Linked DNA regions of Homo sapiens: all the other regions are linked to region 1. A link is a loop called in an ENCODE intact Hi-C map of the cell type or tissue named here. Cell type or tissue: endothelial cell of umbilical vein. All regions are shown on one strand.

Evidence for each region. A loop is a pair of places that touch in the nucleus more often than their neighbours do. Peaks named below come from ENCODE experiments on the same cell type or tissue, not always from the same donor. Only the 100,000 strongest peaks of a DNase experiment are listed, where the experiment ranks them.
Region 2: it touches region 1 in a loop (5-fold over the local background); 2 of 110 quality-filtered maps call a loop at or near these places.
Region 3: a loop joins it to region 1, with 14 times the contacts of the local background. A loop is called at or near these places in 11 of 110 quality-filtered maps.
Region 4: a loop joins it to region 1, with 10 times the contacts of the local background. A loop is called at or near these places in 23 of 110 quality-filtered maps.

Annotation. Positions count from the first base shown.
Region 1 is chr3:38,735,581-38,743,580 of GRCh38, reverse strand. It overlaps SCN10A (sodium voltage-gated channel alpha subunit 10), which reads left to right. Exons shown (of 28, transcript NM_006514.4): 14 at 1,052-1,290; 15 at 3,893-4,066. Among named protein-coding and RNA genes, the nearest start is that of SCN10A, 77 kb to the left of the region's middle. In endothelial cell of umbilical vein, a CTCF peak has its summit at 4,741 (motif pointing left); a DNase peak (open chromatin) is centred at 4,750; H3K27ac peaks cover 319 bases.
Region 2 is chr3:38,654,029-38,662,028 of GRCh38, reverse strand. No RefSeq gene overlaps it. Among named protein-coding and RNA genes, the nearest start is that of SCN5A, 8.3 kb to the right of the region's middle. In endothelial cell of umbilical vein, a CTCF peak has its summit at 6,152 (motif pointing right); no DNase peak of the experiment used is centred here; H3K27ac peaks cover 531 bases; H3K27me3 peaks cover 2,226 bases.
Region 3 is chr3:38,996,276-39,004,275 of GRCh38, reverse strand. All of the region lies in intron 2 of SCN11A (sodium voltage-gated channel alpha subunit 11), which reads left to right. Among named protein-coding and RNA genes, the nearest start is that of SCN11A, 52 kb to the left of the region's middle. In endothelial cell of umbilical vein, a CTCF peak has its summit at 4,139; a DNase peak (open chromatin) is centred at 4,115.
Region 4 is chr3:38,840,642-38,848,641 of GRCh38, reverse strand. SCN11A (sodium voltage-gated channel alpha subunit 11) reads left to right here. Exons shown (of 30, transcript NM_001349253.2): 30 at 900-2,878. The coding sequence ends at 1,948. Among named protein-coding and RNA genes, the nearest start is that of SCN10A, 28 kb to the right of the region's middle. In endothelial cell of umbilical vein, CTCF peaks have their summits at 4,531 (motif pointing right) and 7,389; a DNase peak (open chromatin) is centred at 4,541; H3K27me3 peaks cover 530 bases.

The DNA of each region.
Region 1 (8,000 bases):
AATTATTTGAATTTGGAAGCAGTTAAAGTCAGATTCCAGGGGCTGCAGAGAAAAAAAGAGGTAAGGAGCTGTAGAAGGTTAAGTGTAGAAAACTCTTGCAAGGAATTTTACTGTCAAAGAAGCAGTAATGAAAGAGAGCATGGGGTCCAGAGAGACTTTTTCAAAGCCGCGAGATAATTAAAGCATGTTTACCTGCTCATGGCAATGGTCTGGAAGGGAGACAGGTCTGGATGATGCAGGCCTTGAATAGGTGGGAGAGGAAAGAGCCCGGCACAAGTGGGAGGGGTAGAGCCACCCACGCACTGTGTGGGGCACGAAGACAGAATACCAGGTGGACTTGCAGATATGCCAGAGATTTAGTGGTAGGAAGAAGGGGAAGTTCTTTTGTGAACTAGTCTATATTCTGAGTGAAATAAAAGGGAGCTCATCAACAGAGAGTAAGTAGAAAGAAGAGCCGGAGGTTAGACGGGGGAAGAGGAAGTGAGAAACAGTCATCTGGAAGAATGAAGGAATGGAATATAATATAGAAACACAGCCAGATTTCTGGGCAGGGCAAGGCTGGGGCTCACAGATCTCTAGGAGGGTTGGTAAGCATAGTTGTGTATTTTTTCCAGCCAGGTCCAGCTGGTTGGGTGCAAGTACAGAGTAGTCTACAAATTGGGTCTATTCACAGTTCAGGTTTTGCCAGGCAAGTACAATGAAGGAGGAGAGGGGCAAAGGAATTGAGGGTGCCTACAAGGGAGTAGTTAGAGAGATGGATGTGAAATCTAAGCTGGGCAAATTGAGAAGTAAGGACATGATATAGGTGATGGGCAGTAAAAATATGTAATGTCAGCAGTTTAAAGGACTGGATGGGGCAGATATTAATTGGAGTTGCAGGACTAAAGGAGTTCAAAATATAGGAAATGAATACCAGAGACAGAGAGAGGGCTGAAGTCAAAATGTTGGAGGTGGTACTTATTATTAACAACAAGGTCTAGAGGATGACCGCAGAATTGGGGTCCAAGGTGACACATGGCTGACAGCTGTCATTGACCACACTATAATGCAGAACTCGAGGAGTCTGAACAGAAGTGCCCACCCTGCTTGACCAGCTTGTCTCAGAAGTATCTGATCTGGGATTGCTGCCCCATGTGGGTGAAGCTCAAGACAATTCTCTTTGGGCTTGTGACGGATCCCTTTGCAGAGCTCACCATCACCTTGTGCATCGTGGTGAACACCATCTTCATGGCCATGGAGCACCATGGCATGAGCCCTACCTTCGAAGCCATGCTCCAGATAGGCAACATCGTGAGTGCTCTGGCTGGTACTGCCCTCACTGGCGTGGTCGGGGCGGGGTGGGGATGATGGCAGGGTGCAGTTCGGGTGGGGTGGGGCATGCCCTTATTGGTTAGTGTGTTGAGCCAGTTAGCTGAGAGCAGAGCAGCAGTGCAGGAGACATGTGGACACTGGGTTCAGGAGGTCAAGTGTGGGAGGACCCAGGCTGAGCTGGTGGGAATGGCTTTGGGATGAACAAGCACAGGAAAGTGAACCAGGAGAGCCTGGAGCCAGAGGCAGCTAGTTGCCCTTTACAAAACATAGGACAACCACTTGAATTTTCTGGATCTCAGTTGCCTCTACCTTGAAATGAGGATAAATGTCACTTTTTTATCTAAAGACAATCTTTGGACTTGTCTGTTTCCTTCCAATGTAATTACTTTTATGACCACAATTAACAGTAGCCACGATTTTCAATGTTGTCACTTAAGGAGAAAAAGAGTTGGGGAGGGAAGGGGAAGACAGTGGAAGGGAGGAAACATGGAAACAAGGTTGCTGTTGTAACAAAAGCATCAGGAAGTCGGAACTTTTCTTTGGCATCTAGTTTAGACATCATGCTGCTTTAAATTTTCCTCCATCACTTGTTAGTATTATTTACTCTTAACAAGATACAATCCATACTGGATTTCACTATATACTGGATAAAGTATCTGACTCAGAGGGACAACAACTGCTCCAACCTTGCCCCACCCACAGGAATAGTAATAATACTCAGATGCTTCTCATGGATTATCTCATTTTATTTTCACAACAACCCTACATGGTAGGCACTCTTGTTATTCCCTTTCCCAGATGGAAAAATGGAGATGCAAAAGGTTAAATAATCTTCCCAAGATCATAGAGTTGAGTTTAGTGGCCACATCAGAATTTGAACCCAGACAGACCGGCTGCCAAGCCCGCTTTTCTTAACCCCTGAATTAAGCCACCTCACAAGACTTGCGTGTGTGTGTGTGTGTGTGTGTGTGTGTGTGTGTTCAAACACACGCACACATGATAGGCAGAAGCTAGAAAGGGTCAGCATCCTGCCTTCATGTCCGCAGCAGGGTCCACCAAGCTGGAGGTGACCTACTGGATTCACCAGAACTGTCTGGCTTTGGGGTCCAGCTTCTTATAGGCTGCAGACTTAGGTGGAGGGGGAAGGCCCAGAGGAAATGTGACTACTTGTCCCTAGAAACCACTCCCTCCGCCATAATCCAGGGCTGTGAAAGGGGCAGCAGTAGGTTCTGGAACATGGTGGAATCAGCATGCCTCATGTTTTGGCAGCACCTAGGCTGAGGTCACATCCTAAAGTTGATATGAAAAGGAAAAATGGAAAGAGAAGAGAATGCTTATTCCCAAGAAGTCAGCCTAAGACCACAGAGGGCCTTATGGAATAGACATTTGAGCCCACACCCTCATTCTACAGTTAGAAAAGTGGAAGCAAGAGAGAGAAAAGGCCTTTCCCACAGTGTCAGAGGAAAGTGCCACTTTTTTAAAGCAAGAAAGTCATGTGCTTGGTGCCTGCAATGAGTCAGGTGCTTTATGAATGTTATTTCAGTGTCACAACAACATTATGAGGTTAACATCACCCTCACATGACAAAAGAGAGCACTAAGACTCAGAGAGGTTAAATATCCTGCCCAAAATTGTATAGCTGGTGAGGGTGGATCCAGGGTGGACCCAGGTCTCTGGAAGACACAAGACCTCAACCCTACCCCCCACCACACCACACTGACTTGCCTACAAGGGACACTCCATAGATACTCTTTGAATCAGTCTTGTGGCATGAGAAAGTCACTTAAACTCTCAGCCTGTTTTCTTCTCCATAAGAAGGATGCATTGTCTGTTTCTCAGGCTGGTGAGGGGCTCAGATAAAAAGATATGAAGGAAAAGCACCTGACCCTGGTCGTTGCTTTCCTCCTTCTCTGTCTCCCTTCCCTGCTGGTTGTTGTGTTACCCGAGCCTGGTTCTGACCTCTCTCAGTGTCAGAATTCTGTCCTATTTAAGACAATTAGAGACACACAGAGCCTAAAAGAATCTTAGAGGCAATGAATCATTGTTCTTACTAGTCACTGTTACTTATGAATGAATTACTGTCTGCCAGGCCCTTTGTTAAGAACTGCACATGCATTGGCTCATTTTATGCCCATTATACAGATGAGGAAATTGAGGTACAGGAAGGATGCATTATTTGTCCAAGCTTACATAAGCTAGGAAATGTCTGGGCTGGGATTTTAATCCAGGTCTGTGATGTCCCACAACCCACACGTTTTAACTACTGAACCAGACTGACTCTTCACTGACAAAATGATATTATAATAATGATCTTAAAGACTATCCGCTTATTCCACTCCCACCACCATTCACGTGGAAAAACTGCAGCATGCACAGCCCCTGAGAATGGTGCAGAAATGTCTCCATTCTGTCACGTTGACTGTTACCCTGGCCAATCCTCAGGAGCCCACAGATAACATAGCAACTGAACAAAACAAAAGGATTTTCTATTTTGTAAATAAGACATTTTCTTGCTGCCATTTTTATCATTGCCTCCGACCCCACAGATCCCACTGTGATGAAAGCTTGTTTCCACTCCTAGGTCTTTACCATATTTTTTACTGCTGAAATGGTCTTCAAAATCATTGCCTTCGACCCATACTATTATTTCCAGAAGAAGTGGAATATCTTTGACTGCATCATCGTCACTGTGAGTCTGCTAGAGCTGGGCGTGGCCAAGAAGGGAAGCCTGTCTGTGCTGCGGAGCTTCCGCTTGGTAATGTTTTTCTCTTGATGGCTTGGGGAAACTCCCACCCAGATTCAGGGAAGACACTGTGCTCTGGGGACTGCACCAGCCAGCTCCCCCTTCCTCTCCTGTCCTTGTGGGAGGGAGCAGGGTCTGACTCCTGGGCGACTGGAGACTTGGGTCTGTGGCCCCAGCTTTTCGCTGACTCAGAGTGGGGACATGCCTTCTCCTTTCTGGGCCTTGGCTCCCTTATCTGCACCAAGAGGGGACTTCCAAGCACTGTCCTCGTCTCTTATCAAATAACAATAACAGCAATAATCACAGCAGCTAATACTTACTGAGCACTTACAATGTGTCAGGCATAGCACTGGACACTTGAAAAAACGCACCTCATTTTATGCTCACAACAACCCTGAGAGATAGTCGTTTTTAAGATCCTCAGGGGTGGGTGAGGAAAAAGAATGGTTCCATGATGACCCGAAAGTCTCCCATCTGCCAAGCAAGCGAATAAGCCACAGACCTGGATCTCAAATCCAGGTTGTCTGACTCCAGAGCCCCAGCTCCTTCCAGCCTCAAGGAAGTCATTCTCTGATTCCCTTGTGCCCGAAATCACAGCCCCAATGTCTCAAGCACCTTCAACCTGCCTATTAGTCTCACTCACATGCAATGATGGCTCTTCTCTAAACTCAGCTCCAGGACGCCCTCTACAGGAGAAGTGCCACAGGCCACCCACTTTTATCAGAGCCACAGGTTTGTCAGCCAAACCTGTCAGATTCCCAGGAGTGTCGGGTCACTAGGTCTCCAGGCCATCTGGAGGAAGCTTGGCATCTCACTGACTCTTGGGAATAGGAAAGAGGCCTGAAGAAATGTCACGGCTTGTTAGCGCAGGCCGCCTGCTCTCAGGAATCTCTCAGTATTAACTGGGAGCCCTGCATCTAGACTTGAAGAGAGGTGACAAAACAAAGGGGAGTATCCAACAATCTTCCCAAGGTCCTGACAAGTGTTGGCATCCAGAGGTTGAAGGGGGTGCATGGTTCAGGAGGCAACGAGACTCTAGGACAGATCTGCTTGGGACCCTATCACAGGGGCCAGTGAGACAGTGCTGAGCCCCTGAACTTGGCGTACCTGGATTAGGGGTGGCAAACTCAAATGCCCATGTGCAGTGACATAGAGCCAGCCATGGAAGAGATGTGGGCACTGGATATTTGCCTCAGGTAGACAGGCAAAGATGACTCCATTTCACCTAGGCAGACCCAAAGCAGTGCACAACTCCTGGGAGGGATGTTTACATAGAAATCAATGTGACCATCTCAGGCCAGGTGCAGTGGCTCACACCTGTAATCCTAGTACTTTGGGAGGCCGAGGCAGGCAGATCGCTTGAGCCCAGGAGTTCAAGGGCAACATGGTGAAACCCCGTCTCTACAAAAAATGAAAAAATTAGCCAGGCATGGTGGTGCACATCTGTTATCCTAGCTACTCAGAAGACTGAGGTGGGAGGATCACCTGAGACCAGGGAGGTGGAGGCTGCAGTGCACCATGATCGTGCCACTGCACTCCAGCCTGGGAGACAGAGTAAGAACCTGTCTCAAAAAAGAAAGGAGACACAGAGAGAGAGGAATAAAGATAGAAAAAGCGAGAGAAAGACAGATGAAAGAAAGAGAGAGAGCAAGAGGGAGAGAGAAAGAAAAAGAGAAAGAAAGAAAGAAGAAAGAGAAAGAAAGAAAGAAAGAAAGAAAGAAAGAAAGAGGAAGGGAGGGAGGGAGGGAGAGAGAGAGGGAGGGAGGGAGGGAGAGAGAGAGGGAGGGAGGGAGGGAAGGACGAGCTATGGCCTGTCCATTATTGTCAGAGTTACTAATTTTCCAAAAAAGTCAGAAATCCAGATTTTTGTGCAAATGTCTTTAATATTGGCTACTAATCCAGTTTTTAAAAACACTCTAAAGACCAAATAAAGCATGTCCTGAGACACAGCTGTGCCATGAAACGCTGGTTGATGGCATCTGCCTAAGCTGATGGTACTGTCACCATCCCAGGGAGGAGAAGGGTAGAGTAGGCCTGGTAGGACTCTTTATCCATAACTTGAAAATCTTACAAGGTCAGAATTAAATCACATTTTTAGAAGGACAGATTTCTCTAGGTATCTAGAAATTGATGTCAAGATGTAGGCCCCTAAGCTAATGGTCAATATAAGGTACCTATGCACAATCGTCAAGAGAGCAGGAGATATCACACCCCCATACCCTGGCAGGCCCACAGTTAGTTTTCTAATAAAATACGAGGCTGGGCGCGGTGGCTCACGCCTGTAATCCCAGCACTTTGGGAGGCCGAGGCAGGCGGATCACAAGGTCAGGAGATCGAGACCATCTTGGCTAACACGGTGAAACCCCGTCTCTACTAAAAATACAAAAAATTAGCCGGGCACGGTGGCGGGCGCCTGTAGTCCCAGCTACTCGGGAGGCTGAGGCAGGAGAATGGCGTGAACCTGGGAGGCGGAGCTTACAGTGAGCCGAGATTGCGCCACTGCAATCCGGCCTGGGCTAAACAGCGGGACTCCGTCTCAAAAAAAAAAAAAAAAAAAAAAAAACGAACATTTCTGCTACACTTGGGGAAGCAGAAGCTTAGTGTTTTAAGGTCTATGTGCTACTTTTGTTCTGATCCCACAGTCTAAAGTCCCAAACAACCAAAAATAGGCAAGTTTACTTCACAGTCTGCCCCTACAGGATTCTGCAGGGGAATGCTACCCTGTCCCCACCTCGCTGATTTAACATGCTGATCAGTGCTCAATTCCCTAACCACACCCACCAACTACACACTTTCTTGGGATCTATTCCACTTCCCTCATGACCTAGCTTAGATTTCACAGCCCACCAATATTATTATGCCCTTGAAAACAAACTCAATCACCTTTTCCCTCTGCCTCTTTGCGTTTTTGTGTTTGCCAAAACCTCACCGGAGAGTCTAAGTCAAATATTTCTCTCCACCTTGTCTGCACCTGAGCTGTGAGAAATGCTGGAGAAAAATCACCGCCAGCTGGTCAGTTTCCTGGTTTTAATTAATAGACTTTATTTTCAGGACAGTTTTCAGTTTTCAGAAAACTGGAGCAGATTGAACAGAAAGCTTTCATATACCATCAATCCCACAACACACACACACACACACACACACACACACACACACACACACACAGAGTTTCCCTATTACCAACATCTTATGTTAGTACCTACATTTGTTACAAATAACTTCACTGGTTTCCCATTGCTCTGAGAATAAAATCCAGACTCCTCATGATGGTGTACAAAGTTCTGCATAATCAGGACCTGCCAGTTCACCAGTCTCCGTCTTGCCCACTTTGCTCCAGCCAAAAAGGCCTACTCTCTCTTCTTCACACATAACAGAGAACTTCTTGGCTTTGGGCCTTTGAAGTTTTTTTCGCTGTGCCTGGAATACTTTTCCTTTAGTCTTCACTTAGCTCACTTATTCTCAAACTCTGTGTTCAATGCACTTGTCACCTCCTTAGAGGGGACCTCCCCAACCACACTATCTAAAGTTGGATTCCTTCATCAAATTAACCTGGCATTTACAATTGTCCTGCTATCCCATGAGGCAAAAACCAGAGTTTCTTGTCTACCGTTTTATCCCAAGGGCCTAGCACAAGGCCCAGCACATACATAGGAACTCAATAAACACCTGTTGATTGATTGAAGGAAGGAAAGAAAGAGAGGAAGGTGGAGGGAAAAAGGAAGAAATAAAAAGTCTGTCTTCCTTCTCTCCCAAAATAGCATTGCTTCTCCTCCCGTCACTTAAAGCCTTGCTCCATTTGCTCTGTTAGTCCATTGGTCTATCCTGGCACCAATATCAGTCTTAATTATGGCAGCTTTAAATATATCTGTGTCTGTAAATCAAGTAATCCACCTAATTTACTTCAAGAATATCTTGGCCTGCACACTTTCATATTCACTTTAGAATT
Region 2 (8,000 bases), 82 kb after region 1:
TTGGAGTCTTTTCACTTCTTTGTGGCCCCAGGAATTGACTCATTCTCATATCTGAGCTCTGGGATATTGCTGGTGATAATCCTAGCACTGTATAATTTGGGTTTGGTTTTCTGTTGTGGGGAGGACAGTGAAGCTAGCTTGAACTTATGCTGCCATTTTGAAACCAGAAGTCCATGACATTGTAAAAAAAAAAAAAAAAGAAAGATAAGCCACATACTGGGAAAAAATTGCAAACACAAATTTGATAAATGATTCAGAATATATAAAGAACTCTCAAAACTCAATAATAAGCAAATAACAATCTAATATTAAAATGGGCAAAAAATTTGAACAGACACTTCAAAAAGTAGATACCAGGATAATAAACAGGCACACAAAAAGATGCTCAACATCATCCGTCATTAGGAAAGTGCAAATTAAAATCACAATGATATACTATTAAACACTTAGCTAAACTTTTAAAAAACTGACCAGACCAGACCAAGTTTTGGGGAGGTAATGGAGGAAGTGGAACTTGCCACAGCTGGTGGGAATGGTGTAACCACTTTAGAAAATAGTTTTATGATTTCTCAAAAATTTACACATTCCTCTACTGTACAATCCAGCCATTTCACTCCTTGATATTTACCCAACAGAAATGAAAGCCTATGTTCATACAAAGATTTGCATGTGAATATGTAGCAAGTGTAATGGCTTTCTTATCATGGTGCTTTGGAAGCACCATGTTCCATGTTCATGGAAGCTTTATTTATGAGAGCTAAAACTAGAAACAACCCAAATGTCCATCAGCAGTTGAATGAGTAAACAAATTGTGACACAACCATACAATGAAATACTACTCAGCAATAAAAAAGAATGAACTATCAATACATAAAATGACAGGAATGAATCTCAAGATAATTATGCTTAAAAGAGCCAGATGAAAAATTATAATAATAATTATCCCATTATTGAAAACTCCAGACAAATACAAACTAATTTGTAGTATCAGAAAGCAAGGGCAGTAGATCAGTGGTTCCCTGGTGACAGGGGTGAGGAGGTGGGTATACAGGAAGGGACAAGAGGGAAGGATTGCAAGGGGCACAAGAAACTATTGGAGGTAATGTATATGTTCACTATCTTAATTGTGGTAACAATTTTATGGATGTATACATATGTCAAAATTTACCAAGTTGTACACTTTAAACATTACCCCATGTAAATTATGTCTCCATTTAAAAACGTAATAATTATAACAGCTTTAATCCAACGATCAGTGTTTTAGTTGTCTATTGAGATGCAACAATCTATCCCAAAATTTAATGGGCTTTAAAAACTTACCTTCTAGGCAGGGCACGGTGGCTCACACTGGTAATCCCAGCACCCTGGGAGGCCAAGGCGGGTGGATCACCTGAGGTCAGGAGTTTGAGACCAGCCTGGCCAACATAGTGAAACCCCATCTCTACTAAAAATACAAAAAAAAAAATTAGCCAGGCATGGTGGCGGGTGCCTGTAATCCCAGCTACTTGGAAGGCTGAGGCAGGAGAATTGCTTGAATCCGGGAGGTGGAGGTTGCAGTGAGCCGAGATCGCACCATTGCACTCCAGCCGGGGTGGCAGAGCAAGACTCTGTCTCAAAAAAAAACAAAACAAAAACAAACTAACAAAAAACACCTTCTAATTTGCTCATAAGTTTGTGTGTTAGGAACCTGGGCAGGCTCAGCTGAGTGGTTCTTTTTCTGCATGTGGCAATAGCCAGGGTCATTCACTCAGCTGAATTCAGCTGTTGGTTAGGATGAGCTAGAATATCCAAGAATGCTTTACTCCGATCTTGGCATCTCATCGCTCTTTCACATGGACTATCTCTCTACCTATGGCAGTCCTGAGCTTCCTCACAGCATGGTGATCAGACTTTCTACATGATGTTTGACTTCCAAGAGAGTGCTTCAAAAAATGAAGGGAGAATTCACCATGATAAGAAAGCCATTACACTTGCTACATATTATTTTTTTATACTCATAAATCTAGTCACAGGTCACTGGAATACTGATATAGAAAAGCCCAACATCTCTACTATGCTTGCCAGGAGAAACAGCCAAAACAGTAGGAAGATGATTTCTGCTTTAAACTGCTATTCAAATCTCATGCCAGCACATCTAATTGGTGGAATCTAAATTTAAATCCAGAACTCTGTCTGCAAAGGAGTCTGGGAAATCTACTTGCTAGCCTTCTGGCTTGGGTACAGAAAGGTGCACTAGAAGGATGTTGAAGTTGAGGCTGAGTGTCCCATCCACTCAGCCTCAGAAGCATTAAACAGTTCAATTTTGCTTCTCAGTGTGATCCAACAGGTATAGACCAGGCACATGAGCCAGGAGGAAAACGGAGGGCCTCTCCCTGCTGTCCACCCCTAGAGGCTTGACAACAACCATAGGAAAAGGCATTTCTATTGGATGTTTATCTAGAGCATCCCAGGTGGGGCCCTAAAAGGCATTACAGCTAAGGTCTGGACCCTGGAAATGAATGAGAGCTATTCAGTAGAATCTTCCAAAAGAACAAACATCAAGCCCTGTGTTCACCCTGTTCCCATGGAAAGGTCCATCAGTAAGGAAGTGGTCCCGAAGTTGGCCCAGGCTGAAGCCAACCTCCCTGGGAGTTGTGGCTGATTGGGCCTCCAACACTCCTTTCTCAGAATGGGAGCCACATGGATTCTGTTCTCCACAGCGCTCAGAAATTACAAGGCTGCCTCCATTCCACAGCTAAGTCCAGAGCAGCTCCACTCTTCCCAGTGCGCATTTAGGCGGACAGGTCCCCAGACTTTCCCCAGGGACCCCAGCAACAGCCGCTGCTGCTTGCGGGCCCTGGGCAGGTCACTGTCGGTGCCCAGACCTGTCTCCCCTCATCAGAGCAGTGTGGGGGCTGGAGTGGTTGATGTCTCCGCCCTGGCAGCCCGGATCTCCGTGCTGATGAGAGTGGGAGGCAGCTCTTCTGTTCTCCTGTCAGCGTTCACTTGAGAAGCCTGCACTCCAGCCCCCTGCCTCTTATCTCTTTCAGAAGCTGATACACTTGCTGACAAGAGGCAGCTTTTGTCAGCCGCTGCCAGGTCTAAGCATTTTCTGGCCCGAAGCATTGACTTCCAGTAAAAAAAAAAAAAAAAAAAAAAAAAAGAACCAAAGTCTCCTGAATCCTCTTGTCAGGTCTAACACCTTTGTTCATTCACTAATCTCAGGAGTGTGCAGGCAGCACGGGGTAGGCTGGGACACCCAGGACTCCTGTTAGCATTTGGATGCAGAAGTGAAGGAGGTAGCCCCAGGCAGGGGAATGGCAGCAGGAGAGGCTGAGTTGCTCCTTGTGTGCCTTCTTCATTCATTATGACAGCATTCTTGCTGAGTGAGGTGGGGTAACTGGAGGATTTCAGAATCCCACAGTTTTGCTCCTAGAGATGGGGAAACTGAGGCCTGGGGCAGCCTCTCAGCTAACCTATGCAGTACTGGGACTCCAGTCCTCTTTCCAAATCCCTGATGTTTTTATTTTTAGAAATCTGGATGCTGGGGAAGGAACGGAACTGAGGGGGAGGCTCAGGAGTGCCCCCATCGTGGGATCACTGGCTCCCTCACTCACCAGCTCCCTCCCTCTTCTCTACCACCAAAGAGAGAGTGAAGAGTGCTTTAGGGAGAAAACATCTGATCAACAAAACAAAACACAGCCTTTTGTTTCAAAGTCCAAACTCCTGTTTCTGGGCAACCAGAGCCCCTAGACCAGGCTTATGTACAGAGCAGCAGAGGTGAAATACCTGAAATCCAGGGACTGTTCCAGAACGGCAGCTCTGACTACCATCTCTCTAACAGCCAGAGATACCTCCTGTCTCTCCTCCACTCCACACACACCCACACACTCACACATTCCTGAAGGAAGCACCACTTCCGCTCACAAAGGTAAAAATGCCTCCTTTCTTGTTTTTTAAACCATTTATTTATTTATATTTTAATTTACATTCAGGGAAATTCATTCCTTTTGGTGTCCAGTTCTGTGAGTTTTGACAAATGCAGAGTCATGGAACCACTATCACAGTCAAGATACAGAACAGCCCACCACCCTAAAATGCTCCCTCCCTCACTCCGCCCCTCTGTAGTCAGCCCACACCTCCCTCCACCCCCAGCCACCACGGCCACTGATGCTTCTTGTTCCTTTAATTTTGCCTTCCCCAAAATGCCATATAAATGAATTCATAACATCTACAAAACGTTTTGAGGCTGATTTCTTTCACCTAACACAACAATTTAAGATTAATCCATGTTGTGTGTGTGTATCAATAAAAATGCTTCTCAAATGTATAAAAATAAAACTCTGGTGGAAACCCAATGCCCAACCACAGTTCCCATCCAGTGAGAGTCTCCAGCTCTGAACACAGCTCACTAGCTCCTCTGTAACCAACGTCACCCTCCCCTCCACCCTCAGCCCCATTCCTGTCCCTGCCTGCTTGCTCATTACAGCATGCAGCCTGCCCAGAGCCTACCCACCTCCTTCTAAGCCTAGTTCCTGTGGCCACACTGGGTGCTCCACAGTCCTCTTGGTGCTGCTTGGTCCTAATCCAAGAGAGAAAATCGCAAATGCCGGCAGAGCCAGGCAGGTAATTTAATAAACATAACACAACACGGAATGGTGGGGATCAAAAGGACCCGGTGAGTGCATGTCTCAGACAAAGATATTCACATTGCTATAAACTATTTGACACACTTTACCTGCACACCATTCTCCCTGCCCCCAAAAATACATCTGTGGGATGAATTCAGGCACCAGGATTCTGGATCTGCAGCCTCTAAATCTCTCACCCTGACCCTCTTACATAACTACACCACTGCACTGATGTGAAGTATGACAAAACACAGGACAACCATTGCACCTTTATGAAGGTGGCAGAACTCAGGGTGATCACATGTCCCCAGTGGAATGCAATGGAACATGGGGAAGCAGATCACCCCATGTGGACTTGAGAATATGCTTTGAATAGAATATGCTTGGAGCAGATTCAGCTGCCAGAAAGGCCAGCTGAGTGAAAGGGATAATGCCCAGGAGACCCCCCCTCCCCGGCCACAACAGTCTGGTGCTTCTTACCCTACAAAGCTCAGACCTGGGAAGGCTGTATAATGTATAGAATCAATGGTTGGCTCTTTTTCTTATGGCTTCCATATTGCGTGCACCAACAACACCCCTCACTCCACATGTACAACCAAGGGAAGAGAGCATGCTGCAGTGAGTTGCCCAGAGCCCCTCTTAGGATGGAATTCCTCCCTCTAGCTCCTCCTCCAGCTGGAGGTTGTTCCTCCAGCTGCCAGGAGCGTGGCTGTTGATGGCTCTCAGATGTGCCCCTCTCTGGACATTGCCCTTGCCTCATGGGAGCTGCTCACCCAAGGTTATGGCCTCTCATCAGAAGCAGGCCACTGCCAATGACTGGTTGAAGTGGAGGTAGACAAGCTTGCTCATACCTCTCTGGCCTAAAATTGGGACAACTCCAAGGGGTCACCCCAACTCCTGGTCATCCCAGCTTCCAGGAGGCTTGGCTGAGGCGTTGGTTGCAACCACATTAGAGTTCAACTTCCTCTGCCCAATCCTGCTTCCCTCACATCCTTACAAATATTATTTTCAAGTGAACTCCAAAGAAACTTCCTGAGTGCAAATCTCCATTTTAGAGTCTGTTTTTAGGGTTTTTAGGGAGCCCAATCAAAAGCAAAGGATGAATAGGCTTTAGATAGTATGACTGTCAAATTCAATCTGTAAAATATTTATTTTTAAAACATCTTCCCATACTATTTCATTTGCTCCTCTTAACAACTCAGCTAGGTAAGTATAGAATTATCTCATTTTATATATGAGTAAAGTAAGACCCAGAAGCGTTATGTGTTTAATACAAGGTCACATGGGCTATAAGTGAAGAATCCTATCAAGGCTTCTGGCCCTCCAAGCCCTGCTCCCTAGTCACTACAATGGCCAGAGCTGATGGGTGAGGGACTGCATTTTGTAGCAAGGAGATGAGACGGGTGGAGGCAGGGGCCGATGCCATGCACCGTCATGCTTCACACAACCTGGAGTACGATGCACATTCCTACTCATCAGAGATTTCTATTTTCTCTCAACTTTCCAGCAGATGGCAGTCAAGTGTCTTGAGGAAGGGGCGGCTCATCCTCATTTGCAGATTTGCAGGCAGGCATTATTTGAGCTAGTGGGGCCACTGGCAGAGGCGAGGGCATGTGTGTCTGACTTGGGCTGAGGGTACATGTAAGAGACAGCAGGTGCTTCCCACATGGGAATGGTCCCTCAATTAAGAGCATTACCCTGTCCATTGTCTAGGTATAAAGGCAGGATTGGGTCACCAGCCCTTTGGCAGCAGATCATGGCCTTGACCATGAATACATTTATTTTTTTTCTCTGCCCCTTCTAAGATAGAGGGTCTCAACTGCTCATGCCTTCAAAATAAAGCAAGAATGCTCACAACCCATGAGGGTAGTATCTGATTACTACTTAAAAATACCTGGGGTAGAAACTGAAATGGAGGACTTTCTTCAAAATATAGTGGAAGACATCTATTGAAACGTCACTAAAATGACAGTGAAATAATTTTTTTTTGTTTGTTTGTTTTGAGACAGAGTCTCATTCTGTCACCCAGGCTGGAGTGCAGTGGCACGATCTCGGCTCACTGCAACTTCTGCCTCCCAGATTCAAGTGATTGTCCTGCCTCAGCTTCCCGAGTAGCTGGGATTCCAGGCACCTACCACCACACCTGGCTAATTTTTGTATTTTTAGTAGAGACGGGTTTCACCATATTGGCTAGGCTGGTCTCGAACTCCTGACCTCAGGTGATCCGCCCGCCTCGGCCTCCCAAAGTGCTGGGATTACAAGCATGAGCCACAGTCCCCAGCCGACAGTGAAATAATTGTAAAAGGACAAAATGTACAGAAGAGGGGCCAACAGCGGATATGATGACAACTTCCTGCAAGTTTGAGCCATAACTGCCAGAGCAGAGTGTGTCTGCAGAGGGAAAGCTGGCAAAAGAAAGCAAGGGATAGCCACTCTCTTCAAAACCCTGGAAAGTTCTCAGGACTCCAGGCATTGGGTACCTTCAAAAATGGGGAGGAAGAGTGAGGTTAAAAACACCAGAGCTAGTAAATAGTTTGTATTTGGAGTAACTGAGCTACCAGGCCCCTCCTCACCCAACACAATCTGGCTGCGGGTGGCAGAGAATCCTGTCTTATTTGTTTAAACAAAGAGTGAAAGAGAAGGCCAGGCGCGGTGGCTCACGCCTGTAATCCCAGCACTTTGGGAGGCTGAGGCAGTTGGATCACGAGGTCAGGAGTTAGAGACCAGCCTGGCCAACACACTAAACCCTGTCTTTACTAAAAATCCAAAAATTAGCTGGGCATGGTGGCACGTGCCTGTAATCCCAGCTACTCAGGAGACTGAGGCAGGAGAATTGCTTGAACCTGGGAGGCAGAGGTTGCAGTGAGCCGAGATCGCGCCACTGCACTCCAGCCTGGGCGACAGAGCAAGACTCGTCTCAAAAAAAAGAGCATGAAAGAGAAGTACAAAGGTATTAGTTCTATGGTTCACTGTCATCAAGGCCAATGTTTCTGCAAATCTCCCAGCCTTACCTTCAAGGCTGAGAGAGGTTTTGTAAGCGCCAAGCATTATGTCCTCATTCAAGGCAGGGAGAATCAAGAAGAGGAAGACAGTAGAGCCAGCAGCTCTTGTCCTCTTTTACCAGGAAAACAAATGCTCTCTCAGAAACTGCCCTTCCCTAGCAGAAGTTTGCTTCTGACCCTTGGCCCTCATTAAGTTACATGGCCGCCACTGGGTATAGGAAAAACTGGAAAGGCAAATACTGTTTGCCTCTTACAGCCTTCATGGAAGAGGCAGGCAAGGAGAAAGAGGGGTGGGGATGAATGCGGAGCAGGCAGAGTTTCTTGACAAGTGGGCAGTATAGATGGTAATGTCAGTGCCCAGTATCAGAGATGTTTTCTCTTGGGCTGG
Region 3 (8,000 bases), 260 kb before region 1:
CCTATTCAATAAATGATGCTGGGATAACTGGCTGGCCATATGCAGAAGACTGAAGCTGGATCCCTTCCTTACACCATATACAAAAATCAACTCAAGATGGATTAAAGACTTAAATGTAAAACCCAAAACTATAAAAACCCTGGCAGACAACCTAGGCAATACCATCCTGGACATAGGAATAGGGAAAGATTTCATGACAAAGACACCAAAAGCAATTGCAACAAAAGCAAAATTTGACAGGTGGGATCTAATTAAGCTTAAGAGCTTCATCACAGCAAGACAAACCATCAACAGAGTAAACAACCTACAGAATAGCAGAAAATATTGGCAAACTATGCATCTGACAAAGGTCTAATATCCAGCATCTATAAGGAACTTAAACAAATTTACAAGAAAAAAAAACCCATTAAAAAGTGGGCAAAGGACATGAACAGACACTTTTCAAAAGAAGACATATGTGCGGCCAACAAGCATATGAAGAAAAGTTTAATATCACAGATCATTAAAGAAATGTAAATAGAAACCACAATGAGATACCATCTCACACCAGTCAGAATGGCTATTACTAAAAAGTAAAAAAAGAACAGATGCTGGTGAGGTTGTGGAGAAAAGGGAACACATACACTGTTGGTGGAAGTGTAAATTAGTTCAACCATTGTGGAAATCCATATGGTGATTCCTCAAAGAGCTAAAAGTAGAACTACCATTCAACCCAGCAATCTCATTAGTGCGTACAGACCCAGAGGAATATAAATCATTCTACCATAAAGACACATACATGCAGATGTTCATTGCAGCACTGTTCACAATAGCAAAGATATGGAATCAACCCAAATGCCCATCAATGACAGATTGGATAAAGAAAATCTGGTACATATACATCATGGAATACTATGCAGTCCTAAAAAGGAATGAGATCATGTCTTTTGCAGAAATGTGGATGGAGCTGGAGGGCATTATACCTAGTAAACTAATGCAGAAACAGAAAACCAAATACTGCATGTTCTCACCTGTAAGTGGAAGCTAAATGATGAGAACTTATGAACACAAAGAAGAAAAACAATAGACACGGGGGTCTACTTGAGGATGGAGGGTGGGAAGTGGGAGAAGAGAAGAAATGATAGCTATTCGGTACTGGACTTCATACCTGGGTGATTGAATAATCTGTACAACAAATTCCCATGACATGGGTTTATCTATATAACAAACCTTCACAGGTACCTCTGAATCTAAAATAAAAGTTAAAAAAGAAGTATTTTCTACAAAGACTAAATAAGTTTACTCCCTACTAGTTGGGTAGGCAAAGCACTGTAATAAACAACTTTTAATTTTCTAAATTAAGTTCCTAAAAAAGAACAAGAACATGATCTTGTTGGCTGATTTAGACTGAACTTAGCTGCAGCAGTTCAGCTTGACTCCATGGGTCTCCTATCCTTCTCCTGGCCAAGCAGGCTAACGCAAGTATGTTTCTCTTTGGCAGAGGCAGAGGTTCAAGAAAGCAAACAAAATTACAGAAGAGCATTTAAGGTTTGCAACCAACATACTATGACTTCTACTTTGTTCCACTGGCCAAAGCAAGTCACAAAGCCAAATGCAAAATCAAGGAGTGCTAGAAACTGCAAAGCCACATGGCAAAGGGTATGGATACAGAGAAGGGTGAAGAATTGTACTACATCTGTCTCCTCACATCTTACATACCCTTGATGTCAGTTGGAGCCTCCATGGTTTGTGTGATCTGGGTAAAATGGTTTTGAACCTTCAGTTACAAAACTTGTAGAAATACAAATCCCTTCTTAGAAGCCAGCAAATTCCTGGACTGTGTATGTTTTCCTGTTCCTTTTTGCCTTTGGCCTTTTGCTTGTATAAATCATTCAAGATGGTGAAACTCAGCTCTTTTTACTTCACAAACATAGTCCATTTGCACAAAGCTCATGTAAGGAGAATTTATTAAAGCACTGGTTGTGGGTCATATTATAGACAAAATAAATCACAATATTTGTTTCTCATTTGGACTTGTTTGAACTTTTCAGGTTAGGAATCACTGGCCAAATTTCAAAAGTTATTATAAACTACAGTAATCAAACAGTTTGGTACTGGCATAAAGATAGATGTATAGCTGAATGGAATAGAATTGAGAGTCCACAAATAAACTCATACATCTATGGTCAATTGATTTCTGACAAGTGTGCCAAGACTATTCAATGGGGAAATAATAATAGTTTTTTTTTGTTTTTTTTTTGAGACGGAGTCTCACTCTGTCGCCCAGGCTGAAGTGCAGTGGCGTCATCTAGGCTCACTGCAAGCTCTGCCTCCCGGGTTCACGCCATTCTCCTGCCTCAGCCTCCTGAGTAGCTGGGACTACAGGCGCCCGCCACCACGCCCAGCTAATTTTTTGTATTTTTTTTAGTAGAGACGGGGTTTCACCGTGTTAGCCAGGATGGTCTCGACCTCCTGACCTCGTGATCCGCCCACCTTGGCCTCCCAAAGTGCTGGGATTACAGGCGTGAGCCACTGCGCCCGGCCAATAATAGTGTTTTGTTTGTTTGTTTGTTTGTTTGTTTGTTTTAAACAAATGCTGCTGGTAACAACTAGATAGCTACATAGAAAAGAATAAAGTTGGGCCCCTACTTCACGCCATACACAAAAATTAATTCAAAATGGATGAAAGACGTAAAAGTAAGAAGTAAAACTATAAAACTCTTAGAAGAAAACATAGATGTAGAAGTAGAAACAATCCAAATGTCCATCAACTGATGAATGGATAAACAAAATGTGTTATATACATCCAATAGAATATTATTTGGCCATAAAAAGGAATGACATACTGATACATGCTACAACATGCATAAACCTTGGAAAAGAAACATTTTGCTGAGTGAAAGAAGCCAAAAGACCACATATTATATAATCGTATTTATTTGCCCAGAGTAGGCAGATTCATAGAGACAGAAAGTAGTTTAGTGATTGCCAAGGGCTGGGGACTGGAGAGAATGGAGATCAGCTTTGTAACGGATATGGAGTTTTTTTTGAGGGGTGATGAAAATGTTCTGGAATTATAAAGTGGTGATGGTTGCACAATATTGTGAATATATCAAAAGCCACTGAATTGTACACTTTCAGATGGTTAAAATGGTGAATTTTACCTCACTAAAAAAATGAGTTTAGGAGGTTAATGTAACCTTGGTGAAACCAAGAACCATTTGGCATAATCGTGGATTTTGTTTTTGTTTTTGTTTTTTGAGACAGAGTCTTGCTCTGTCACTCAGGCTGGAGTGCAGTAGCATGATCATGGCTCACTGCAACCTCTGCCTCCCAGGTTCAAGCAATTCTCATGCCTCAGCCACCTGAGTAGCTGGGATTGTAGGCGCACACCACCATGCCCAGCTATTTTTTGTATTTTCAGTAGAGACAAGGTTTCGCCATGTTACTCAGGCTGGTCTCAAACTCCTGGCCTCAAGTGATCCACCCGCCTTGGCCTCCCAAAGTGCTGAAATTACAGGAGTGAGCCACTGCACCCAGCCAATCACGGTATTTAAAAAAATTAATTTAATAAATGTTCAGTGATTATCTTCAACGTGCTAGGTAGTGAATGAAATACATGCTAATAAGATCAAACCGTAACAGTTGCACCCCAAAATCTTGAGTTTAGAGGAAGAAAGGACTATTAAATAATTAAGTTGCATGTGGTAAATGTAACAGAACTGAGTAAAACTTGATCTAAAAGCACAGAAGAAAGTAAGAACAAGTTTGGGGAGGGGGGAGTTGAGAACGCCCTTCTAGAGGGTATATTTGAATTTGATTTTTAAGAACAGTTTGCTGATTGAGTGGAAGAGAAGCTGGAGAGTAGGTCAACAATGTAAAGAACATGTGCAAAGTCAGGAGATGAAAGAACAAGCCTTATTCCAAGAGTGAATCATCATGCATACCTTGAGGACTTGTAAAACCAAGCTCTACCCAGTCCACACCAACCCAGACACAAATCAAAGACTTCCGAACAGACTCCCAACAGGGGGAAAGGATTTTAAGTCTTGTCAGCTCTTACAAAGCTAAGCTAAGCCATCCAAGTCACAGACTACATGCAATGTATTGCCCCCTAGAGTTGGTTATGATGTTAACAAACATCAAATTGGAAATGAAGTTTAAAGTCACTAGATGGCAGTAGCTACAAAGCAGATATTTGTGTTACTTTATCTTTTCAGTATTCTAGCTTCAGGTGTTGACCACATTTTAGGGCTCAAACCTACAGGAGCTGAGAGCCAAGCCTGAGGGGGTATTGGTCAGTTCCTCAGCCAGCATGCATAGGTTACAGCTGATCACCTTTCCAGGTGCTATATCCATCATCACACTTCTTCCAATTAGTACTTTCACCAAGAACCTGCAATGCTAATTCCTGTTTTTGAGTGCAGGGGAACCTCATTTTCAGAGTATTTACTATTGGAGTACCTATAATTATAAGTTGGGAAGCAAAGGTCATCCCAACACGAAATGTTCACTAACAGAACCTTATAAAGCTAGTCTCCACTCACACCTCCCTCTGGCTTAACACTGGCATCTACTCCCACCCACTATTATTGTCAGGTGTTTTTACTGTGATTATTATGCTGACAAATTGCAAGGTGAAACTGCCAATCTCACAAACATGAAGGATTTCACTAAGATAATGAAAGCAATGGAGGAGGACTGATGGAATAATTATTAGAATGCCTCCAAGAAATGAGGGTCTGGCAGAGTTTGATTACAATTGAAGAAGAGAAAATTAACAAAGATGATGACATAATAGAGTCTTCAAAAGGGGATAATTAGAAATTCAAAGGGTTAGGAGAGGTCCTGGAGAAAAGTGAAGTCCTTGATTATTTTGCAAAATTTACCTTCTTTAAAATCTTGATATGAAGGTCAAATGAGAAATGATGGATGCCATATTTTGCCACCTTACAATTTTGTTTTTTAGAAAAAAAGCACACCAAAATGAGTCTTGATTCAACTTCCTGTCCTAAGAATTCGTCTATAGTTGCAATGATAATCAAAAGTGGTTACATGTAAAAGAAAACAAATGTAGTATTATAATTTTTAGTTCTTTTAAAGCTAAAGCTTCAATCCACACTCTCCCTTACCTCCATTATTTGCTGTAAAATGTTGCTTCCCATTTAAGTGGATTCATGTTAAGTAGACTTTTCCCAGGAATAATTATCCTTAAATAGGCTTTTTTAAAATTATTATTATTATACTTTAAGTTTTAGGGTACATGTGCACAACGTGCAGGTTAGTTACATATGTATACATGTGCCATGCTGGTGTGCTGCACCCATTAACTCGTCATTTAACATTAGGTATATCTCCTAATGCTATCCCTCCCCCCTCCCCCCACCCCACAACAGGCCCCGGTGTGTGATGTTTCCCTTCCTGTGTCCATGTGTTCTCATTGTTCAATTCCCACCTATGAGTGAGAACATGTGGTGTTTGGTTTTTTGTCCTTGTGATAGTTTGCTGAGAATGATGGTTTCCAGCTTCATCCATGTCCCTACAAAGGACATGAACTCATCAGTTTTTATGGCTGCATAGTATTCCATGGTGTATATGTGCCACATTTTCTTAATCCAGTCTATCATTGTTGGACATTTGGGTTGGTTCCAAGTCTTTGCTATTGTGAATAGTGTCGCAATAAACATATGTGTGCATGTGTCTTTATAGCAGTATGATTTATAATCCTTTGGGTATATACCCAGTAATGGATGACTGGGTCAAATGGTATTTCTAGTTGTAGATCCCTGAGGAATCACCACACTGACTTCCACAATGGTTGAACTAGTAACTCCTTAATTCTACCTTATAAGAGCTTACAAAGCCCACTAGACATAAAAGCATCATAGAAGTGCTGCTATGTGTTTGGTTAGTGGAGATTGCAAACCCGATTCCAGACTCACTCATCCAGCTTCTTCCTCCAAGAGGAATGACATTTTCCTATGATGGCTACATCTGCTTGCTTCAAACTTAAATCACAGAAATGCTGGGATGGCTCATAAAAGCTGCCCTCTGGACTTCGTGAGAAATTCAGCTGCAGAGATAACTGTTTGTTCTTCCTTCCCTTAACGTAGTAGTCATATTTCTGAAAAACAGTACATGTAAATATTTATAAAGTGAGTCTCATTCTAATCAGTTTTGGGAGAAGTTCCATGTTTAAAAAGCAAGACTTCTTTTTTATGGGAGGGAGTTGTTAAAGCAAAGAATCCCTCTGTTTTTGGAAGGGGATTATGAAAATCCTTTTCTTCTCATCCTTAAGTTATAGATATTTAATACATTTATTTTTAAAATCGGATTCTCTCCTATCAGTATGCACCTTCATTGTCCCAAGTGAGGATATCTTGAATTAAAAGTATTAATCCATAAACATGTACCTTAACAGGCATTGGTTGGTATTCATGATAAATACTTACAGGTATTATGTGATACTGCAGACGGTGGGGAAAGCCCCATTGTCTAAGGCCTATGCTCCTTTCTGAATCTTTGGAGATGGAAAATTAGAGATGAACATGGAGATTCCACATTCATTTATCTCCATTATTCAAGCACTAACTTAGCCATTCAACAAACATTTACTAAGTGTCTCATTTGTGTTCTATCCACTGTTCTAGGCACATGAGATTGTCAGTGAACAAAACAGATACAGATCCTTGCCCTTGTGTAGCTAACATTCTAGTGGGGGCAGAGGAATACGTATCAAACCTAATAAGTTGTATATGATGTTAAAAGAGAGTAAGTACTATGGAAACGAAAAATAAAAATAAAGCATAGCATGAGGACTGGGATTTCTTTGTGGATTATAATTTAAATAGGGTGACTGGTATAGATGTATGGAGAAAGTGACAGTTGAGCAGAGACTTAAAGGAGATGAGGGAGCTAGGCATTTTCACATCTGGGGACGAGTACTCCAGCAAAGGGGGATGGCCAGGGCCAGAACCCTAAGAGGAGAGCATCCTGGTTTGTCCCAGGAACATCAGGAAGACTGATGTGGTTGAAGTGGAGTAAGTGTAAGTAAGAGAGACCAAAAGCAAGGTCAGAGATTTAATGGGAGTGAAGCAGATAGAACAGGGCTTTGGAGGTCATTGAGGTCACTGTGAAGACTTTGAGAGAAACGGAGAACCATGGGAAGGTTCTGAGCAGAGCAGTGACATGACATGACTTTATTAAAAGATCACTGGACTGCTACGTTGAGAATAGATTAGAGGGGGCAAGGGTGGAAGCAGGGGGATTAGTTAGGAGGCCACTTGTGGTAACTGAGCGGGGAACTGATGGTCATGTAAACCCAGGAGGAGGCAAAGAAAGTAGTAAGATGTGATTGGCGGTGAAGGAAGAATTAACATTTATCCTGTACAGTGGCATGATCAAGTGGCTGCTCACTGCAGCCTTGAACTCCTGGGTTCAAGTGATCCTCCCGTCTCAGCCTCTTGGTAGCCAGGACTACAGGCATGCACCACCATGTCCAGTTGACTCTCCTTCTTGATGGGAGAAACCGCAAATTTACACAACTATAGGGCATGGAAGAATTTGTTGCCATCTTCGCAATATACCGCAGGAGGGAAGACAGTGATTATGGATGCAGATGCTAATAGGTGGGTCAATGCAGTTGTAGTATTATGGGAACATTATCTTCTCAGCACTTTGATCTTCTCAAAAGTAGGGTCTCAAGTTCAAAGTCCACACAAGGCTGATGTTGATTTATTCATTTACAATAAAAGACAACACTGCCAAGATAACTGGGGCCTTATGGCAGCTTCCTAGAGTCTTTAGAAAAATGCTTCCTGGAAGCCACCTAATCACGAAGTCTGGGATTCCTGCAAATGAGGCTAATTGGATAAATGATGGTTGATGTTATGAATCTTGACAGCAAGATACACTCATCCTTGAAAAGGACATTCTTTTCAAGCAGATTGAAATACCTATCTGCTAGGCACTCCCTGCCCTGGATAATGCTACATGGGTGCTTCTGGGCTCTGTCTTTTGAC
Region 4 (8,000 bases), 110 kb before region 1:
GTTGTTGCTGAATTGGCACTTAAGAAACTTTACATCTTTCCAGGGTTGACTTTCCAATTAAAGTATGAATTAAACTTCTTTGGCACAATTGGGTAGTCAGTGAAGTATATAATCAACTAGTTCTCTTTAGTCATTAGGTGACAGCAGAGCATTCTGCTGCCCATGAACCCTAATAGACCCCTAGTGACCTTACAGGACACTCAAGGTCATTAGGGGTCATGGGCACTCAAATACTGCCCATGACCCCTAACAACCCTAGAAGACTCTCAAAGCAAGAACAAGGCCATGTCTACACAAGACAAGCATGTTCCAACCATTCTATAATGTTTAGGCCAAAATGTGAATTGTCTTAAATCCTTGTATCACTTGCCTGCAGAGCAGGCAGGGCGACATTTTAGGTCAAATATTCAGCTGTTTGATCAAACCTCTGAAATGACATTTATGGGGTTTGCAGCAACAGAGAAAGTATCTCCAAATTGTGTCCCTTCAGCTTTTTGAGTTTGGATCTCAGAAGTCCTTGGAATGAGGATGACAATTATGAAAGATCCATGGGCAGCTTCAGCCTAAAGGTGAGCATTCCAATGCTACCATTTCCCTCTAGCCCTACAGACATTGTGGCTCTTTCAGCAGATAAGCTGTCCTCACTTGTAGTAGGGCTGTATTTAAATTCTTCTACACACAAATGTAGAAGAACTGTATGGCCCTTGGAAACTATTTTCCAAATTAAGACACAGATAGGTATTTTCCCTGATAGTGGTAAAAGAAATTCTTAGTTTTGTACATAAGCTACAAAGTATTGATAAAAAGTTGGCCCCCATAGGATTCTGAGGCAGGAGACAGGCTGGATCTGAAACCAGTGTGCCTTCTGGAAACTTATTTACTTTTCTCCTTCTCCTGAGGTACAATGATTTCTACCTTGGAAAATCAGGAGCACATTCCTTTCCCTCCGACGCTCTTCAGAATTGTCCGCTTGGCTCGGATTGGCCGAATCCTGAGGCTTGTCCGGGCTGCACGAGGAATCAGGACTCTCCTCTTTGCTCTGATGATGTCGCTTCCTTCTCTGTTCAACATTGGTCTTCTACTCTTTCTGATTATGTTTATCTATGCCATTCTGGGTATGAACTGGTTTTCCAAAGTGAATCCAGAGTCTGGAATCGATGACATATTCAACTTCAAGACTTTTGCCAGCAGCATGCTCTGTCTCTTCCAGATAAGCACATCAGCAGGTTGGGATTCCCTGCTCAGCCCCATGCTGCGATCAAAAGAATCATGTAACTCTTCCTCAGAAAACTGCCACCTCCCTGGCATAGCCACATCCTACTTTGTCAGTTACATTATCATCTCCTTTCTCATTGTTGTCAACATGTACATTGCTGTGATTTTAGAGAACTTCAATACAGCCACTGAAGAAAGTGAGGACCCTTTGGGTGAAGATGACTTTGACATATTTTATGAAGTGTGGGAAAAGTTTGACCCAGAAGCAACACAATTTATCAAATATTCTGCCCTTTCTGACTTTGCTGATGCCTTGCCTGAGCCTTTGCGTGTCGCAAAGCCAAATAAATATCAATTTCTAGTAATGGACTTGCCCATGGTGAGTGAAGATCGCCTCCACTGCATGGATATTCTTTTCGCCTTCACCGCTAGGGTACTCGGTGGCTCTGATGGCCTAGATAGTATGAAAGCAATGATGGAAGAGAAGTTCATGGAAGCCAATCCTCTCAAGAAGTTGTATGAACCCATAGTCACCACCACCAAGAGAAAGGAAGAGGAAAGAGGTGCTGCTATTATTCAAAAGGCCTTTCGAAAGTACATGATGAAGGTGACCAAGGGTGACCAAGGTGACCAAAATGACTTGGAAAACGGGCCTCATTCACCACTCCAGACTCTTTGCAATGGAGACTTGTCTAGCTTTGGGGTGGCCAAGGGCAAGGTCCACTGTGACTGAGCCCTCACCTCCACGCCTACCTCATAGCTTCACAGCCTTGCCTTCAGCCTCTGAGCTCCAGGGGTCAGCAGCTTAGTGTATCAACAGGGAGTGGATTCACCAAATTAGCCATTCCATTTTCTTTTCTGGCTAAAATAAATGATATTTCAATTTCATTTTAAATAATACTTACAGAGATATAAGATAAGGCTACTTGACAACCAGTGGTACTATTATAATAAGGAAGAAGACACCAGGAAGGACTGTAAAAGGACATACCAATTTTAGGATTGAAATAGTTCAGGCCGGGCGCAGTGGCTCATGCCTGTAATCCCAGCACTTTGAGAGGCCAAGGCAGGTGGATCACGAGGTCAAGAGATCGAGACCATCCTGGCCAACATGATGAAACTCCGTCTCTACTAAAAATACAAAAATTAGCTGGGCATGGTGGCGTGCGCCTGTAGTCCCAGCTACTTGGGAGGCTGAGGCAGGAGAATCGCTTAAACCTGGGAGACGGAGGTTGCAGTGAGCCAAGATCGTGCCACTGCACTCCAGCCTGGTGACAGAGTGAGACTCTGTTTCAAAAAAGAAAAGAAAAGAAACATGGTTCAAATTATATCTAAACAAAAAAGAATAAGAAACAAAAAACACATTAAAATTTTAAGTTGTATTTTCTATGTTTCTAGATACATCATTTTTGTTTGATATTTTCCTGATGCAAGTATGTGGTTTATCACATGTAGCTCTTTTGCATGCTAAATGAAAATTCAAAACTTGCCAATAAATGAATAGCTTATTGCAGACATTTTTTACCAACATTAATTATTTTGGGTTTGTTTAAAACCTAGAGGCACAATCTTGACTTGTCAATTACTACCCTTTCACAAGCTACCATCTCAGATATATATATATATATAAATTCAATAAAGCTTTCTGTTTGTGTTCCTTTCAGGTAGTACACTAATATTCCCCTTTTGTTCAGTGGTTGTGTGAGTAGTGGTTTAAATGTGGTGCTTTGCTTGCAATTAAAGACTAGAACCAGTGGTGTATCTGACAAGTGTTTAACAACTGACTGTTCAGGAAAAAGAAAGCCATGCTTTATAGCATTCACTAATCTCTGTGGTGTGAGTACTCCCATTATGGCTGATTTCAAGCTATCAACATGTTACTGGACGTGGAGTTGAGAAGAGATGCTCATAATAAGTTCTTGAGAGCTGGCTCAAGCTGACTGCAGCACATCACTTGCTGAAACTGAAAAGAGAGCCCCACTTGGCTGGTTAAGATATTTGCAGTGGGCACCTTGGACAGAGAGAGTACCCTCTTAGCAACACGTGGGGCACGGGGTGAGAGATCCATAGACATACTGCTTAACCAGTGATCTTAGCCATTTGATGAGCCCTATTTACAGTTTTGGCTGAATGTCTGTTTCAAAGAAACACCCAGACCTATCAAAAGGGCTTGGGAGCAGGAGGAGCCCAGGAGTTCCCTAAAAACTGGAGATGCCAAGAGGTCAAACAGGCATTAGGCTTTCAGTCCCCCAAAAGGCTGGGCGAGGGGCAAAGAACCTACATTGTGATCATTGAGGAGTGGAGGAAAACCTCATAGAGATAGCCCTGGAACCCTGTATCTCAGACAGGTGAGAAGAACTGATGTGTCTGTCAGCAGCCTGGAGTCTGAGGTCGGGCCCTCTGACCTGCCCCACACTGCCCAGCAAAGGGAATGGCAGCACTGGATCCTGTGGTGGGCTGAGAGGTGATTATTTTCAGTGTGTAAGATCTTACCATGACTTGATGTATTCATTTCAAGGGCCTGAGTTTTGTAGGCAGCCTTGTGCTCTGAAGCATTGGTAAAAATAGTGATAATATCATTATCTAATATTTATTTAGTGGTTTCTGTGCATCAGGCACTGGCTAAGCATTTGTCATGAATGATCTCTTTTGTACCTCGTACCAACCCAATGAGGAAGATATACCCCATTTAAAAAGGAGAAAACTGAGGCTCAGAGAAGTTGAGTGACCTGCATACAGTCATGCACCTGGTGGAGCCCGAGCCTGTGTGCCATGATGGGAAGGGGAAGTGGGTGGGCTCAGGACCAGGGAAGCTTTGAGATGGGCTACCAGGGCTCCTGTGCAGGACTGGGAGGGCCTTGTGGAAATCACTAGTTACAAAGTCATGGCCACATTCTCCTTGAGGTACTGGAAGTAACCTATGGCTCCTTTAAAAGAAGCTCTGATTATGAACCTTAGGTGTTTTATAGATTCCCTATCAAGTTTCTAAAAAAAAAAAAAAGATGGCTCGTCATCATTTCAAGAAGGGTACCTTTTGGCTAGAGGTAGGGGGAGGATCTGGAAGGACATGGTCTTGCCCATTCCAGACTGCCATGCAGGAGCTTGAATGTGATCTGTTTTGTATAGAAGCTTCACCCTCAGAATATGTGGAACAAAATAAAAATAATAATAAAACAGGCTTCACCCTCCTCCCTTCCATGCACACCTGTATACCCTGACATGCTTCTGTTTAACCAGGGCTGGTTTCCAGGGGCCACCTCCTAGGGAGAAAACAAGATCTGCTTAGCTTTATCAAAAGGTTGGACCACTCTACCTTCACTAGATGGCAGCAAATGTCCAACATGTTCTTTTCGGAGAGGGCTGCACATCATCTGTACACAGGCCTGGCACTTAGAAAGCCATAGGGTTGAAGGGAGAAGAGCCCAGGCAGGATATGGTGAATTATCTAAACCCTGGATGGGTGATAGAAAGCTCATAGTAATATCCCTAGAAATATTGCTCACTGCGAGAGGATCCAGGACACCCTCAGGAGGCAGAGATGTTGGTGTGAGCTCTGTTTCCCTGGGACATACTGAGTTTCCACTGCAAACAGCCCTCCAGGCACATGAATCCAGTCCCCTTATTCTCTGAGTTTTCTTTACTCTAGGTAGATCAGCCCCCGTGCAATTCATCTGGCAGACATGTTCCAAGGATGAATGCAGTGTATTTTGTGTAAACTGCTTCTAACCAAATAGACTATAGGACTATAGTCTCAAGAGCATATTTGCTCTTTGGCAGGAGAATTGGATGAGTGTCCATGCAATAATAATGCAATACAACATAACAAGTGTAATAAACCAGAAACATGCCTCTGCTCTGAGGACATGAATGAAGCAAGCTCACAGAAAGACCTCCTGAGAGAGGAGCATCTGAGATGGATGCGCTTGACAGGTATGTAGGATTTTGACAGGTGAACCTGGTTTTGGAGGGTGTTTGAAGTCGGGGAGACAGTACAGGCAGCTCAATGGCAACTAGAAAGTGTGAGGAAGTATGAATTACCCAACTGACTGGACATGGAGTATAGGGAGTGGAGCAGCAGCAACTGAATCTTAGACACAGACATTTGTGGAGAGCCTCAAATGCCAGAGTGAGGAGTTCTAGCGTATTTTGATAATAAGAAGGCATTGAAGGTGTTTTAGCAGGGAAGAAAAATAACTGGATAGAATGTGCAAGGTGGAATGGAGAAAAACAAGGTCTGATCCTGGTAGGGAAGAGGCACTGAGCCAGGAAGGAGGTGAGGGCAATGCGGTGTGATTCCAAGATGCTTGTGCCAGCTGCCTGACCATGAGGGAGGACAAGATAGATGACAGTAAAGGGTACTAAGTTAATAGCATAGGAGGAGCAAGGGTTGGAGTTTGTTTGTTTGTTTTAATGGCTGAGGAAGAACATCTAAAATGTAATTCAATTTTAAATATTTTGAAAGTTTAAGATGTCAGGTCTAACTGACAATGCCCAGCCAAGACTTGAACTTGAGGACAAGGTGTGGACAGGAGTCTTCGGTGCAAAGGTGATGTCTGAAACCCCAGGAGCAGACATCATGGGAGAGAGAGAGTACACCCAGCTCTAGAAGCAGGCAAGGGACTTGCCCTGAGGGTATGTTTTCAGGGAATGAAGGTGAAGAGGAGTGAGACAGTTCAGAGAAGAATGTGGGGTAGTAGGTGACAGTAAATACCATGACATGTAATGTGAGAACAGAGCAGGCTTCCTTGGAGAAATTGGGTCAACAAGATGAGATACACAGTCCCACCTTTTCATCCCTTCCACCAAGCAGCATGCAGGATCCAGGAAAGAATCCCACCCCTTATTGCTCTACCTTTTTATAGGGCGAAGATGAGAGCTTGCCTTATAAACAATTGGGCCAGGGAGCCAGCTATTCCAGGGAGCAGTCTTGGAATGTCAGTTTCTAACACCCAATGCCCTTGGGGATCCGAAATCCTGTATAGCTACTCCTGCTCAAGGAGGGTAAGCCACTGATTCCAGATTGCTTGTTGCCTGGCAACCCAGATAGAACCTCCGGGGTCATTGAATGGGCAATCCTGTCCCTTGATACACAAGGAGTAATCAAAGTAGCACTGAGAAAACAAGAGCTAACATTTATTGAGCACTTACTCTGGGCCAGGTAACCACTTTACCAGCCTTACCTCTTCACAATATCTCTATTAGGTAGAAACTATTTGTAACCTTCATTATACAGATGAGGAAACTAAGGCATGTAGAGGAAATAAGAGGCTTCTTCGAGAGCCAGTAAGAGGTTTTGTCAGGATTCAAACCCAAGCATTCTGGCTCTAGGTCTCAAGCTATCAACCACTATACTGCACTGCCTCTCAGACAAAAAGAGACAATGTGCTTGATGTTAAACAGAAGGTACAGGGTTTTCTTGCTAGTGTCTGTGAACCTTTTGCATCCATTTCTTTTTCTCTCAAAGTAATGCATGTTTTTAAAGTTGTCTTTACAATGTGGAAACTCACACTGGGGAGATGCTGTGCTCCCTCTCCAAATTTAATATACTCAGTTCTGTAGATGTATTTGGTCCCCTAATATTTTGACAGAGCTTCCATCCTTTTTCTATTCTCTCCCTTCTTCAGGCAATCTATGGTTAATCTATCTCTTCTAAATATGGTTAATCTATCTCTTCTAAAACCAGGTGCCCAGGTTTTAGAAGAGCAGGGAGCAATGGAACATCTTTTCCTTTTGGACAATAGACTTCTATTAATGTAGACTACAACTGTACTAGTCTGACTGTAGTGCTACCAAGAGGTATCCTGGGGGTACTAATTTAGCTTCCTTTAATCTGCACCAATCCCCCAATTCAAGATACTCTGAATGAGCATACAGGCTAAGTAAAAACACTGTGTCATTGGTGCCAGTGCAGCTTCAAGTTCCCCTGCCCCCTTTCCATACTCTAAGTTCTTCCTATATTTTAAGTATAGGAGGTATATTGGAGCTATAGGACTATAGGAAATATACCTGGAGCCAAATCATGCTGATGGCTCATATTCTATTGATTCATGAGCCCTAGTTAGACTTCTACGCAGTTTTTCTCCTAAATTAATGTTTTAAAGAGCAATACTTGAAAAAAAAATTGCTTTGGATCTAAGTGAAGGTCTCAGTAATGTTCTGGATCATCCATTTTCACATTGAAGTTTGAAAAGAGAGGTTTCTACTATTCCATGGGAGGGCACCAAAGCCTCAAGGGATGGACCACTAATCAGGGGAGACATCAAGTGAGGGAAACGCCCTGCCTGGAGTTGGGAGTGACCACTCCAGGACTGAGTGAAAATATAAAAAGGTATAGGAGACTTGAACAAAACTATCAGCCAACTTGCTCTGATTTTTATAGAACTCAGTAAGAACAAAATACACATTATTTTTAAGTACTTATAGAACATTTACCAAGATGGGACTATAAAATGTCTCAATAAATTTTAAATATTCAAATCCTAAAAATATGTTTTCAATCACAATGGAATTGAATTAGAAATCTATAACAGAAAGATACCTGAAAAATCCCTAAAGCTGCTTTGGAAACTAAAAACATGCTCCTAATCAGAAGATAATTAATAATAAAGATAAGAGAGAAATTAATGAAATGGAATGCAGAAAAATAATAAAGAGAATCAATAAAACCAAAAGCTGGCTCTTTGGGCTGATCAATAAACTGAAAAATTTCCAGCTAAAAAAGGAAGAGTTATAAATGACCAATACCAGGAATGAGAATAGAATGAATCCCTTATTATCGTGTTGTT